2 separate regions of the Homo sapiens genome follow, and region 2 is linked to region 1. A link is an interaction called in ENCODE POLR2A ChIA-PET data of the cell type or tissue named here. Cell type or tissue: PC-9. All regions are shown on one strand. Links, peaks and the distances in the headings refer to the core of each region. The heading gives the core; the rest is flanking DNA.

The links. ChIA-PET counts read pairs that join two places held together with the same protein. Peaks named below come from ENCODE experiments on the same cell type or tissue, not always from the same donor. Only the 100,000 strongest peaks of a DNase experiment are listed, where the experiment ranks them.
Region 2: POLR2A ChIA-PET joins it to region 1 with 8 read pairs; 1 of 35 experiments calls an interaction of 5 or more read pairs at or near these places.

Annotation. Positions count from the first base shown.
Region 1 is chr9:38,033,250-38,038,249 of GRCh38, forward strand. The region is part of intron 1 of SHB (SH2 domain containing adaptor protein B); the gene reads right to left. Among named protein-coding and RNA genes, the nearest start is that of SHB, 33 kb to the right of the region's middle. RefSeq lists an enhancer at 4,565-5,000. In PC-9, for the core only: no CTCF peak of the experiment used is centred there; a DNase peak (open chromatin) is centred at 2,772; H3K27ac peaks cover 4,179 bases.
Region 2 is chr9:38,377,740-38,385,965 of GRCh38, forward strand. LOC107987065 (a long non-coding RNA gene) reads left to right here. Exons shown (of 3, transcript XR_001746670.2): 3 at 3,221-3,466. Among named protein-coding and RNA genes, the nearest start is that of ALDH1B1, 11 kb to the right of the region's middle. RefSeq lists an enhancer at 3,064-4,012. In PC-9, for the core only: no CTCF peak of the experiment used is centred there; DNase peaks (open chromatin) are centred at 3,512 and 5,882; H3K27ac peaks cover 2,870 bases.

The sequences.
Region 1 (5,000 bases), core at 1-5,000:
TGCTTTCCTAAGATAAAAGTGAGCACCCCATCACCTCTATGGGTGCCCCATGATCATGCCCATTTATCAGGGATAACACCAGTGACTGGGGCCAGCCAATTCGGGGAGGGGGCCCTTCCAACCCACAGATCCCAGAAAAATGTACTCCTTGGAGACATTTAAACCAATACCCCAGCTGGTGCGGTGGCTCATGCTGGTAGAATTTGGGAAGATCACTTGAGCCCGCGAGTTCGAGACCAGCCTGGACAATATAGGGAGACCCTGCCTCCACAAAAAATAAAAATTAAAATTAATCCAATGCCCTAGTTGACCAATCATTTCGGAAGGGCTTGGAGAGGGTCCACCTGAGTGGTCTCGTTACACTCCCCCTCCCCATATTTTTGTTATGCCCATCCTCTGATCAGTGGGCAACAGGATAAAACAGGTGGTCCCGAGTTTCCCATCTATCCTGGGTCCCACAACTAGAGCTGTTGCAGCCCCAGCCTCTCCATAACTCTCAGTCTTATGGACTGGCTCACGCAGGCCTGCTTGGTGAGTAAGGCAGGAAAGGCCCTCAAAGCTGTCCACAGCCTTTCCTACCCAGGAAAAAACTGCTGTAAAATCCTGACACCCCCCCAGCACCACCTCCTGGATTTAAGAAGGGGGAGGTGGCTTGGGTTTTAAAAAGAAAATTGGATTCCCATTCATGAATTACCCACACCGAGGGCACTTAACAGGTGAAACGGGTTCTGCCATTGATGAATGAGCTCGGGTAATAACGGGGCTCACCCTTCGCCATTAAAAATATTAACCTCATTCCTGGCCCAGCGATGTCATAAACCCAGGGCCCCTGAAGCTCTCTCTCATGGCCACACTTCCCATCTGCCTGGTGAGGGAGTTCAATGTGCACCTCTCACCCTGCGGGCAAGCCCTTTGGGAAGTGTACTAACGCCCCTCATAAAACCAACTGCAGGTAGACAGGAGGAAGAAATAATGTAATAACTTGCCACCTGTATGCAAGAATTCAGAGGCCTCCACTGCCTGGGACCTTTACTAAAGTGATGCAGTGCTCATGTGGTCTAACACAGCTTCCCACAGCCAACCTGACCACAGGCTGCAAGGACAGTGATAATGATGTTATGATCCACCATGAGAGAGGAGACTGTCTCCCTCTACTCTGTACAACCAAAGGACCAATGGAGAATCACGTCCAGCTCTTTGGGAGGTCCCCTGTGGCAGGGAGCTCACTACCTCCCCAAATACTCTGTTATACTTTGAATAGCTCTGTCTGATCATTCTTCCTGAAATTGAGTTGAAATCTTTTTGAGAACTTCTACTGGTTGGTTCTCATTCTGTCCTCTGATCCCACAGAACACGCCTGCATCCTGTGCCAGGGGTTGACCACTGTCTTGCATGCCCCCAACAGATACCCCTGAATCTTCTCTAGTACTTCATGTTTTTGGTTTGTTCATTTGTTTGTTTTATTGAGACGCAGTCTCGCTCTGCCACCCAGGCTGGAGTGCAGTGGTGCGATCTCAGCTCACTGCAACCTCTGCCTCCCGGGTTCAAGTGATTCTCCTGCCTCAGCCTCCAGAGTAGCTGGGATTACAGGTGTGCACCACCATGCCTGGCTATTTTTTGTATTTTTAGCAGAGATGGTGTTTCACCATGTTGGTCAGGCTGGTCTAGAACTCCTGGCCTCAGGTGATCTGCCCACCTCGGCCTCCCAAAGTGCTGGGATTACAGGCATGAGCCACCCCATCCGGCCTGGGCCTTGTACTTTAATTAAGGAGCGGTCACCAGGATGATAAAGAGCCCAGACTCTCCCCCACGTCTCATGGGCATAATTGAAGGGACCGAGGGGTATCTACTAGAGAAGATTCAGGGGTATCTGTTGGGGGCATGCAAGACAGTGGTCAACCCCTGGCACAGGATGCAGGCGTGTTCTGTGGGATCAGAGAACAGAATGAGAACCAACCAGTAGAAGTTCTCAAAAAGATTTCAACTCAATTTCAGGAAGAATGATCAGACAGAGCTATTCAAAGTATAACAGAGTATTTGGGGAGGTAGTGAGCTCCCTGTCACAGGGGACCTCCAAGCAGAAGCGGGTTGAGCACTTGGCAAGGAGGACCTAGACTGAGATCCTTTGCCACTAGAAACTCTATAGTCCTCCTGAGATTTTTATGGTACCCTGAAGCATAGGACTGGGGATAGGGGAGCCAGTGTTGAAGGGGTTGCTCCAACCTTATAAAACTGCATCCCTCCCTCTCACTTTCACAGGCTGCTCAGTGAGAGAGGTTCTCCACCTCTTTCCCCAGTGGCATGTGAAAGGTTGGGTGCCATGGGAGAAGCACAGAATCACATCCTGAAGTTCAGCAATGCCCACGGTGGGGTAGGTCTTGGGGACAGAAGGACAAAGCTCAGTCAGTGTCTACCTTCCATGAGTGGATAATCTAGGGAGAGGTCAGCAACCCTCTCCTGTAAATTACCATATAGAAAATATTTTAGGTTCCTGAGGGTCATACAGTACTCCTGGTTTAGTCCAGTGATTCTCAACATAGCTGCACATCAGAAAAACTCCTGGGGAGCTTTTACAATGCACCATGCCTAAGTTTGGCCCCCAGAAATTCTGATTTAAGTGGCCCAAGGTGGGGCCTGGGATTAGTATTTCTAAAAGCTCCCCTAGGAGCTTGGATACAATCCATCCAAGACTGAGAATCACTCTCTGGTCTCCAGCAGAAACAGGCGCGTGCAAAACCTCAGCATTATCCCCAGTGATTTCCCAAACCCAGCGAGGGGAAGTGACTCGCTCAAGGTCATACAGTGAGTCAAGAGGCAAAGAATCTGAGCCCAAGATCTTCTCCCTGCAGCACCCAGGCACAGACAGGCCCAAACTCCTGTTCCAGAGCTTGGGATACCAGGCCTTCTTGCTCAAGCCCTGCTGCCCCATAAGGTGAAGACCCCAGAGAAACACCAGCCACATTCGCCCCGACCCACTCTAACGCATGGGGCACTGCCCTCTCTCCAGACCAAACCTCAACGAGGTAGAACTAACAGGGGAATGAATTTCTAAAACAGCCACATTTTAACCAAAATTGCTAACAGTTTATTAGCATCTGGGAGGAACAAAAGTTAGGGCTGTAAAAACTGTATTTCTTCAGTCCTAACAAGCGCAGCCACAGCAAACTCTTTACCAATGACACCACTAAAGACTTGCCAAAACGTGCCGCCTGCCTAGAGCTCTGCCCACGCAGGACTTGGGCACAAGGAACCCCCAGAGCCCTTGGGAATGTTGCAAGAGCTTGGCTGAGGCTGGGTGGCCACTGGCGGCGATGATCTCAACGTCTACAGAGCAAATGAGCTCCGAAAGACAGGGCAGACCCAGGCATCCCCCGCCTAGCAGGAGCTCTGCTAGTGGAGATAACTGGAGAGTCTCTGAGCCCCAGACTCTCTGGGGTTCTCTCCATTGAGCCACAGGACAGTGAGGGACTTGAGAGAGCAAGGATGGGAGAAGCTGAATAATAATACAAGAAATACTGAGAGCAGCTACCAGGGACTATGCTCAGTTCTTTTAATACAACATCCCTATGGATTTGATTCTCATATTGTCCCCATTTTACAGATGAAAAAAACCAAGGCATGGGGTGGCTGGATAACATGTCCAAGGTCACCAAAGCAGTTAAGTTGCAGAGCCCTGACTCAAACTCGGGTGCTGTCTCTTAATCTTATGCTCAACAGACTTAGAAGTGACTCTACTATGAAACTCCTCCCTGCAGAGACAGCAAAATAGACCCAGAGAGAGCAAGGGACTGGTGCAGGACCCCGCAGCACGGGAGCTGGGGTAAAAGCAGTTCTGTGTACTGCCCTGTAGACAGCCTGGCTTTGGGCCCTACTAGGCTGACACAACTCCCTCTTTTCCCGGAGAAGAATCCTGCGATCTCCTTATGACACAACAGTGGGCTCAAACAAGAGAACTGGAGAAAGAGATGGCACACAGGGCTCTTGTCTGTAGTCTGTGTAAAGTACCAATTGCTGGAGTACTCCGTGTCATTTGGAAACTTCCTATCTTACCTCCATATAGGCCCATGGTCAACAGGGCTGTGAGCTTGTTTCCGACACCTGCCCCCACCACTGCCCGCTCCAGTCACACGCAGAGTCACCAGCCCCCAACTTCCCCAGGGGGTCTTCACTCATACTGTGCCCTTCTCTCTTCTCTGATCACTGCATGTTCAAATTCTATCTAACCTCCAATGCTCGGCACATGAGAACATGAGCTCTAGAGTGAAATGTGGGTTGAAATCCACACTGTGTCACCTTGAGAAGTTTGCTCAACCTCTCTGGGCCTCAGTTTCTTCACTATAAAGTGGGGATAGTAACAGAACCCACCTCAGTGCTTGGCAACAGGAGGGGCTCAACTGTGTGTCATTATCATCGATTCAGCCCCCATGTACCATTCTGAGAACCCCACCTCCGCTAGAAGTGAGCCTCTCTCCTCTGAGCCCTGAAGTTCTGTCTGCTCCTCCATTCAGCCTCCCTGGGCTGACCTTGGGGCAGATCCTGTGCTGGGCTCTGGAACATAGAGCAGAAGGAGTGGTCCTTCCTGCAGGAGACACAGGCTCATTGGGGGATAGCCACAGGCTCACAAATAGGCATGACACAAGGTGGCTGGGCTAGAAGAGGAGCTAAAAAGTGACATTTCACATTCTGTCACACTCTAACAAGATTTTTTTTAAAATCTGGCTCTCTTCCTACTGACTAAAAGTGGTTTAACTAACTCCTAACACATTGTCTAAGAGTTTTTAAAAGTCAGGCCAAACTCTATTTGGAGAACTCCAAACAGCACCCAGAATCTTCCCCTAACCCTGCTTTATAGCTTGGGTCTGGCTGTCCGGCTCTGCCCTCCCCATCCTACGCCCCATGCATGTGTGCCCCAGCCCAGCCATTCCATGCAGGCCAGAGCTCAGCAGCACACAACAGGCTGGGCGCACAGGCACCAGGCGTGGTCAGGTCAGGCGTGGGGG
Region 2 (8,226 bases), core at 1,502-6,501, 350 kb after region 1:
TCTCGCCTGGCCTTAGCTGCCTCCCCTCGGGGCAGGGCTGTGGACCTGCAGCCCACCATGCGTGAGCCTCCTCCACCCCTCCATGGGCTCCTGCGCAGCCGGAGCCTCCCTGACGAGCAACGCCCCCTGCTCCACAGCGCCCAGTCCCATCGACCACCCAAGGGCTGAGGAGTGCGGGCGCACGGCTGGGACTGGCAGGCAGCTCCACCTGCGGCACCAGTATGAGTGGGATCCACTGGGTGAAGCCAACTGGGCTCCTGAGTCTGGTGGGGACTTGGAGAACATTTATGTCTAGCTAAGGGATTGTAAATACACCAATCGGCACTCTGTATCTAGCTCAAGGTTTGTAAACACACCAATCAGCACCCTGTGTCTAGCTCAGGGTTTGTGAATGCACCAATTGACACTCTGTATCTAGCTACTCTGGTGGGGACTTGGAGAACCTTCGTGTGGACACTCTGTATCTAGCTAATCTAGTGGGGAGGTGGAGAACTTTTGTGTCTAGCTCAGAGATTGTAAAGGCACCAATCAGCACCCTGTCAAAACGGACCAAGCAGCTTTCTGTAAAATGGACCAATCGGCTCTCTGTAAAATGGACCAATCAGCAGGATGTGGGTGGGGCCAGATAAGAGAATAAAACCAGGCTGCCCGGGCCCACAGTGGCAACTGGCTCGGGTCTTCTTCCATGGTGTGGGTTCCTTGTTCTTTTGCTTTTTGCAATACGTCTTGCTGTTACTCACTCTGGGTCCACACTGCCTTTATGAGCTGTAACACTCACCGCAAAAGTCTGTAGCTTCACTCCTGAAGCCAGTGAGACCACGAACCCAGCAGGAGGAATGAACAACTCCAGAGGCGCTGCCTTAAAAGCTGTAACACTCACTGCGAAGGTCTGCAGCTTCACTCTTGATCCAGCGAGACCACGAACCCACCAAAAGGAAGAAACTCCGAACACATCCGAATGTCAGAAGGAACAAACTCCGGACACGCCACTTTTAAAAACTAACACTCACCGTGAGGGTCCACGGCTTCATTCTTGAAGTCAGTGAGCAAAGAACCCACCAATTCCGGGCACACCACCGCTACATCTACCATATGCTGTTGGTCACACAGACCATCCCTGATACAGTGTGGGAGGGAACCCCACAATGCAGGCAGCTGGGAATACCAGGAGGCAGGGTTCACTGGGAACCATTTGGAGGCTGGCTACAACATTCTTTAAAAAAAAATTTTACTTAGACCAAACTGATATCAACCAACGTGTTTTTGGCCCAATGGCCTTCAGTTAGATCACAGATGGTTATGTGGAACCTGAATGGAGACATTCAGGTCCAACAGTGTCAGTTTCTGGTGAGGGCTGTCTTCCTCGTTTTCAGATGACTGCCTTCTCCCTTTCTTGCTGTGTCCTCACAAAGTAGAAGAAGAGATGGGAGAGAGAGAAGGAAGGGGGGTGGGGAGAAAAGGGAGGGGGAAATTTGACACAGAAGAAGGAGGTGACAATGTAACACTAGCAAGACGAGAGGGGAAGGAGCTATGAAATAAGGAATCCAAGAAAAACAGCTTTAGAAATTGAGAAAGGCAAGGAAATGTCTTCTCTCCTGGAGCCTCAGAAAGGAGCAGGGCCCTGCTGATGCCTTGAATTTGGCCCAGTGAAACTGATTTCACACTTCTGACTTCTAGAACTGCAAGAGATTGGTTGTGTGTGGGGGGTGGGGGGGAGGGGTTGGTTTTTGGTTTTTGTTTTTGAGTCAAGAGTATCACTCTGTTGCCTAGGCTGGAGTGCAGTGGCTCGATCTTGGCTCACTGCAACCTCTGCCTCCCGGGTTCAGGCAATTCTCCTGACTCAGCCTCCTGAGTAGCTGGGACTACAGGCGTGCACCACCACGCCTGGCTAATTTTTGTATTTTTAGTAGAGATGAGGTTTCCCCATGTTGGCCTGGCTGGTCTCAAACTTCTGGCCCCAAGTGATCCACCTGCCTCCACCTCCCAAAGTGCTGGGATTGCAGGTGTGAGCCACTGCACCTTTCCTTGGACGTGTGTGTTTTGAACTGGAAATTTGTAGCAATTGTTACAGCAACAATAGCAAAGGAATACCCTGCATCATATCCATTTGGTACCATCAGGAGAGTTTAGAGCAGGAAAGAAAGCACACCTGTGGTCCCAGAGCTGCATGTACTAGAGGTTTCAGGCTCACAGAAGATGATGTTAAGGGGAGCAGATACTTTTTGCAGGGTAATGAGTTGCACTGATTTCCAGCATGCTCAGGTGAGGCCTAGTGGAGTCAGACCTCCCGGGGTAGAATCCACCACTCACTGGCCATGTAACCTTGAGCAAATTCTGCAACCCCATCGTCTCAACGCTGGCTACATATTAGAATCACCTGGAGCACCTCAAATTATACCCATGGCTAAGGCCTACCCTGAGAATTCAAGTTGGCCTCAGGAGAGGGGCTTAGGCACCAGTACTTTTTATTTTAATCTTGTTTTTAATGGACCTTCAAGAATCAGACCAGAATCAGTACTTATTAATATAAGGCCCCAGATGATTCTAATATGTAGCCAGCACCAAGCACCACCCCTATCTCTCTAAATCTGTTTCCTCCTCTAAAATAGAAATCAGTGTTAGGTTACCCCACGTGGGTGTGATGAGCCTCAAGTAAGGTAATCCCTGTAAAGTGAGTAGGACATAGTAAACCACCAATTCATTACTGTGACTCACGACTGACTCCCTGTGGATGTGCAGTGGTCCTTTTCCCTCTTGGGTCTCAGTATCCCCACCTGTACCTGGATCATCTTTCAGTGCCTCCTGCTATATCCCCTCTTATGAATAGAAAGATTCAGTAGATCACTTACTCAGTGACCTTTTCAGGTGCACTAAAACCAAGCATTTCACACCTTAGGGAGACACAAGGCAGGATCTAATCAGAACTCTGCATCCCTCGGGCTTGGTTTAGGGATTCTAGTGCCACATTCAAAGCACAGAACAGGCGCCTGGGCCAATGTCACCTTGGTAAGTGTCTGCCTCCCAGCGTGCCTTAAGGTTGCAGGAAATTGCCTATTTACACGTATTCTGCTCTGACAGGCACACCAGAATTTTAAAATCCTCCTTCAGGTTTCTCACAGATAAGATGGGGAACTTTGTTTACTATGGATTCCAGGGCTTCCTGAAGAGGAGGCCTTTGAGTTTTCGAAAATAATTGCTTTTCCTCTCCTGTGCTCTCCAGGGGTGGTCTTTGGCCGGAGGAAGAAATGGCTTTGTTGCTCAGGAGAGCTTTGGGAATGGAACTCAGGGGCTTCCAAAGAGCAGCAATCAGGAAAACAAGCAGGGAGGATCCAGGTTTTGCAAGGCCTGAAGCCTGCACACTAGGGAGCCCCATGCTCTGTGAAGGAGAGAACAGTGATAAGAAGAAGATAATGATTCAGCAGCTTTGCAAACATTGTTTGGTGAATAAACAGCCCCGTTCAGTGCACCGGTTTCTTCCTCCCATCATGGGACAGGTGGAATGTGATCTGAGATGCCAGCCTTGGTCAGCTGGAGGGTTGTTCAGCTGCCTCGTGACTCCTCCTCGGTAAGAGTGAAAGAGCCTTTCATTCCCTAAATAAACATGTCTATTAGAGGCATTGATCTGTCCCCAGCAGGCAGTAATTGCACCTCAAATGCCACAGATGCACAGCCTGGGGTTCTACTCCACCCCGCCCTGCCCTGCCCTGCCAGTCTCCCTGCCTGGCCTGGGACGGACCCTGACCCTCCTTGGGGTTCAGGCTCTTCTTCTGTACAGAGTCACAAGGCTGTTAATTCATATTCTTCCCATCACAGGGATGAACCCCTCTGGCTCAGTCATAAATGATAATATAAGACTCGTTTTCCATGGAAAAGCCCTAGTACAGCCATACGGGTACTTTAATACAAAATGCTCACCTACCAGTTTGTAAGCAGCCCCTCTCTGAGCCCCTAGGTGCCACCTCCACTCTGTCCTCACGGCCCTTGGCCTGGGACCCCCTGAACTTCCGCATGACTCACCATGGCCAACCAGATCACAAGGGTTAGGGTTAGGGTGAGCACAGAATTACAGCCAGGCTTTGTGCCCATGCTCCATTCCTCAGTATATCAAATCTCACCCCTGGGCCTGGGCTGGGGCCCCTGCACAGGCTCCAGCCCTTCTTAGCCTAGAGAGAGGCTTCTTGAGGAGATTCTCCCATCCTTTAACAGCAGAATCCAGCCTGCCTGGATTCACTGAACAGGAGTGCAGCTGGGAGTGGAGCCATTTCTGAGCCGGTGAGCCCTGATCTGTCTGCTTCTACCTTCATTTCTAACAGGTATTTCTGGCCCAAGAAGTTGGGCCTGGGAGGACAGACCCAGCCCAACCATCCTCCTGTGAAGGACCCTTCGTGACGGGGTGGAGGCCACACTCTCTGGCTCCTGCTCCTGATCACTTTCCTTCCCGTTCCTCATGAACATGTCCAGGCATCAGCCCAGGGGCAGATCTAGGAAAGCCTGGAGCCACCGGGCCCCTTGGAGCTTCCTCAGGGGCCACCAGAGGGTGGGGGCCCGGTAAGCAGCTCCCTTGCACCTGGCTTAGTCTGTAATCTAGTGCAATCCCTTCACCGTGAGGATAATTGGGCCCAGAGGGCTCATGGTGAGTCAGACAGCCTGGGGTCCAGTCCCCAGCTGGGGGCTTTGCCCACAGCACCTTGTGCCCTCTCTCCTTTGTGGGTCTATCCTCGTCCTCACACACGTTGTCTCTCTGTTCCAGGGAAGGAGTATTCCATGGCCCATAATCCGTGTGAACAGATAGACAACGGGAAGCATCTTTGTTATTCCAACACTGGGGCAATTTCTTTCACCAACCCGTAGCAGAGGCCTTAATGAGGCTTCAGTCTAGCTGAAAAGGTTGTCCAAACCCCACACGTAGCACCAGGTGAGCCATAACTAAGACTGGACTATATGTGGGCTCTCACTTTGGACCCTATCCAGACCTTCCCACTCACTCCCTGTGGGATCTACAGAAGTCTTTCCCTTCTCTGGACCTTAGTCTCCTCATCTATACAATGGTGATGTTGGACCAGAAATTCTAAGGACCCCCTTTCTCCTGATCTGTTCCTGATTCTATAAGGCCAGGGGTGGGAACAACCATCCTGGAATCCTCTCAGGAAAAAGCTGCTCAGGCAGGGTGCAGTGGCTCACGCACTTTGGGAGGCTGAGGCGGGCAGATCATTTGAGGTCAGGAGTTTGAAACCAGCCTGGCCAACATGGCGAAACCCCGTCTCTACTAAAAATACAAAAATTAGCTGGGCATGGTGGCATGCATGTGTAATCCCAGCTACTTGGGAGGCTGAGGCACGAGAACACTTGAACCCAGGAGGCGGAGGCCACAGTGAACCGAGATGGTGCCACTTCACTCCAGCCTGGGTGACAGAGCAACACTCTGTCTCAAAAATAAAAAAGAAAGGGCTGCTCTTCCTTGATGACTCACTGAGGTACACCTATGGTGGGACCTTTAGAATCAGATTTGGAGAGGGGAGACAGTGCAAAGTCAGTCACCTCCACTAGCTTGCCTAGTGCTTTTAAGAGTGTGGCATTCCAATCCATCACATTCCTGGAAAATAGTCAACCCTCTGCAAAAATAATTTGTGCATTTTACCTTCAGCTACTGCACGTTGGTTCTTCTCTCCAAACCATAAATGTCAAGCACTGTGGAAGGTTTTCTTTTTATTACTTTTTATTTTTGAGGGGGTAAATACCTTGCAACAGGACCACTTTGGTGAGTTCTGATGCCAGTCACAGCTTAGAAAGTGTCAAGGTAGTCATGCTGGATAGAATCTAGACACAACACATTTGCAGGCGAAGTCACTTTCTGGAAATAACCATGACGGAGTCAAAGACTCCTCAGAAACCACTTAGGCCAGTGCTTCCCAAATATGGTTATATATCAGAAGCATATGAGAAACTTGGCCAGGTGCAGTGGCTCATGCCTGTAATTCCAGCACTTTGGGAGGCTGAGCGGGGTGAATCACTTGAGGTCAGGAATTTGAGACCAGCCTGGTCAACATGGTGAAACCCCGTCTCTACTAAAAATACAAAAATTAGCCGGGCGTGGTGGCATGCGCCTGTAGTCCCAGCTACTCAGGAGGCTGAGGCAGGAGAATTGCTTGAATTGGGGAGGCAGGGGTTGCTCTTCCTTGACGACTCACTGAGGCACACCTATGGGGGGACCTTTAGAATCAGATTATCAGATTTGGAGAGGGGAGACAGTGCAAAGTCAGTCACCTCCACTAGCTTGCCTAGTGCTTTTATGAGTGTGGAATTCCAAGCCAAGCTTTGCAATTGCAGATGCACCACTTACCAGTGAGTAATTTTCTCTTTCTGAACCTCAGTGTCCTTATCTGTCAACCAGAGCCAGTAATCTTTTCCTCATAGCAGAGTTGGAGGGGTCTGTGACAGAACCTCCTAGTTAGCCCCCAGTGTCTCTCTTCCCACCAAGCCACAGAAATGAAAGCCCCAATATTCTGACCACCCTAAAGACTCTATTTCCCAGCATGCCTTGCAGATAGTTGTACCATGTAGGTAAGTTCTGGCCAATGGGATATAAATGGAGTTGTTTGGGGGTTAGCTTTGGGGAGCCTTCCTCTAAAGCCAGAGGCATGCACACTTTGCCCTTTTGTCTTCTTCATTCCCACCCGCCTTCTGATCCCTAGAATGTAGATGTGGTGGCTGCCATTTGGGATCATGAAGACAGTTTCCCCTGCTAGGGGTGACCAGTGGGAATTGGAAGGGGTCCACCTCCTTGAGCATCATTGAGCCACCTCCCTCACCTGCTTCCCTCTGGGCTTCCTTTACTTTTTTAGAGAAATCAACTCCCATCTTATGTAAGCCATTTTTATACGAGTCTCTGTTACTCAGAGCTGAACTTACTCCTCACTCACTGCCATAGGATCTGAGGAAATCAAGTGGTTCTCATCTAACCAAGTCACCCTTATGCCTTAAATCCCTCTGATACTGACAGGAGGCAGCCAAATGCCTAGGCAGATAGGAGTGGTCCCCAGTGAAATCCCACCTCCAAGCCAAAGACAGTTCAAAGCCTAAAAGCCAAGCTACAAGTTAGATCCTTGGACCAGACTGAGAACCTGTCTTCCCATTTGGCACACCTTCCTCTGACTGATCACACCCTTCACCTATTTTACACAAGCCTACCCTTTTCTAATTGGTTTTCTACACTCTCATGCCCTCCTTTGGGTGGTGTCTTCGCTTTAACCTTTTTTGCATGCTCACAAACCAATTAACACGCATTCCCCATTCTGAGTCCATAAAAAGCCCCAGACCCAGCCACACTGAGGAGAGAAACCACCCAGCTGCAGGGCTGGGGGACCAATTCCCACATCCCCTCTCTGCTGACAGCTGTTCTATTGTTCAATAAAATTCTTCTCTGCCCATCCTCACCCTTCTACTGTCAGCATGTCCTCATTCTTCTTGGATGTGAGACAAGAGCTCAAGAACTGCTGAACACAGGTACAAGCTATAACACAGGTGGGACAAGTGGGTAGGGTGTCTCTAACGGCAGGCCTGGGACCCAGAGAGGCCCAGGCAAGGGGGACATCGCTGACCAGAGGTCCCAGCTGGCAAAGTGACTGAGAAGCATCCTGTGTCACTTCTGTGCCTCCTCAGGATACATCCAAACTCCTTAGCAAGGCACTTCAGGCCTTTCATGATCTTGGCATGATCTATGGCTCCAGACTTGGCTCTCAATGGCCCCCACTTATCCCATCACAGCCCAGGCACCAGCCAGGAGGAGGTTCTTACTGCACCCAAAGCCACAGGGCTCCCTCTCATTTCTGACCTTTGGCACATGCAGCTCTGTCTTCCAGAAATGCTGTTTCTCCCCTTGATTCAGCTTTCAAGAATCAGGTCAAGCATCAGCTCCTCCAAGAAGCCTCCCCTGACCTTCCCAGGCTTTGTGTAGTTGTTTTGTCCCATTTCCTGTTTCTCTGCTCTCTTGGCACCACTCTCTGGGTTCTCTTTCTCACACTGTGTGAGGGAAACATGCCAGTCTCCATGTCTGTCTGCCTCCCCAGTCTGTGAGTTGCCAGAGGACAGGTATGATGTCTTATTTGTCTCCACACGGCAGGGCCTGGCATAGGTGGGTCAGCAGTAACAGGAGCTGAGTGAAAGAAGGAATGATGAGTGGCAGATGCTTGCTGATGTGGACACTGCTGGGCCTGACAAGGGACTGTG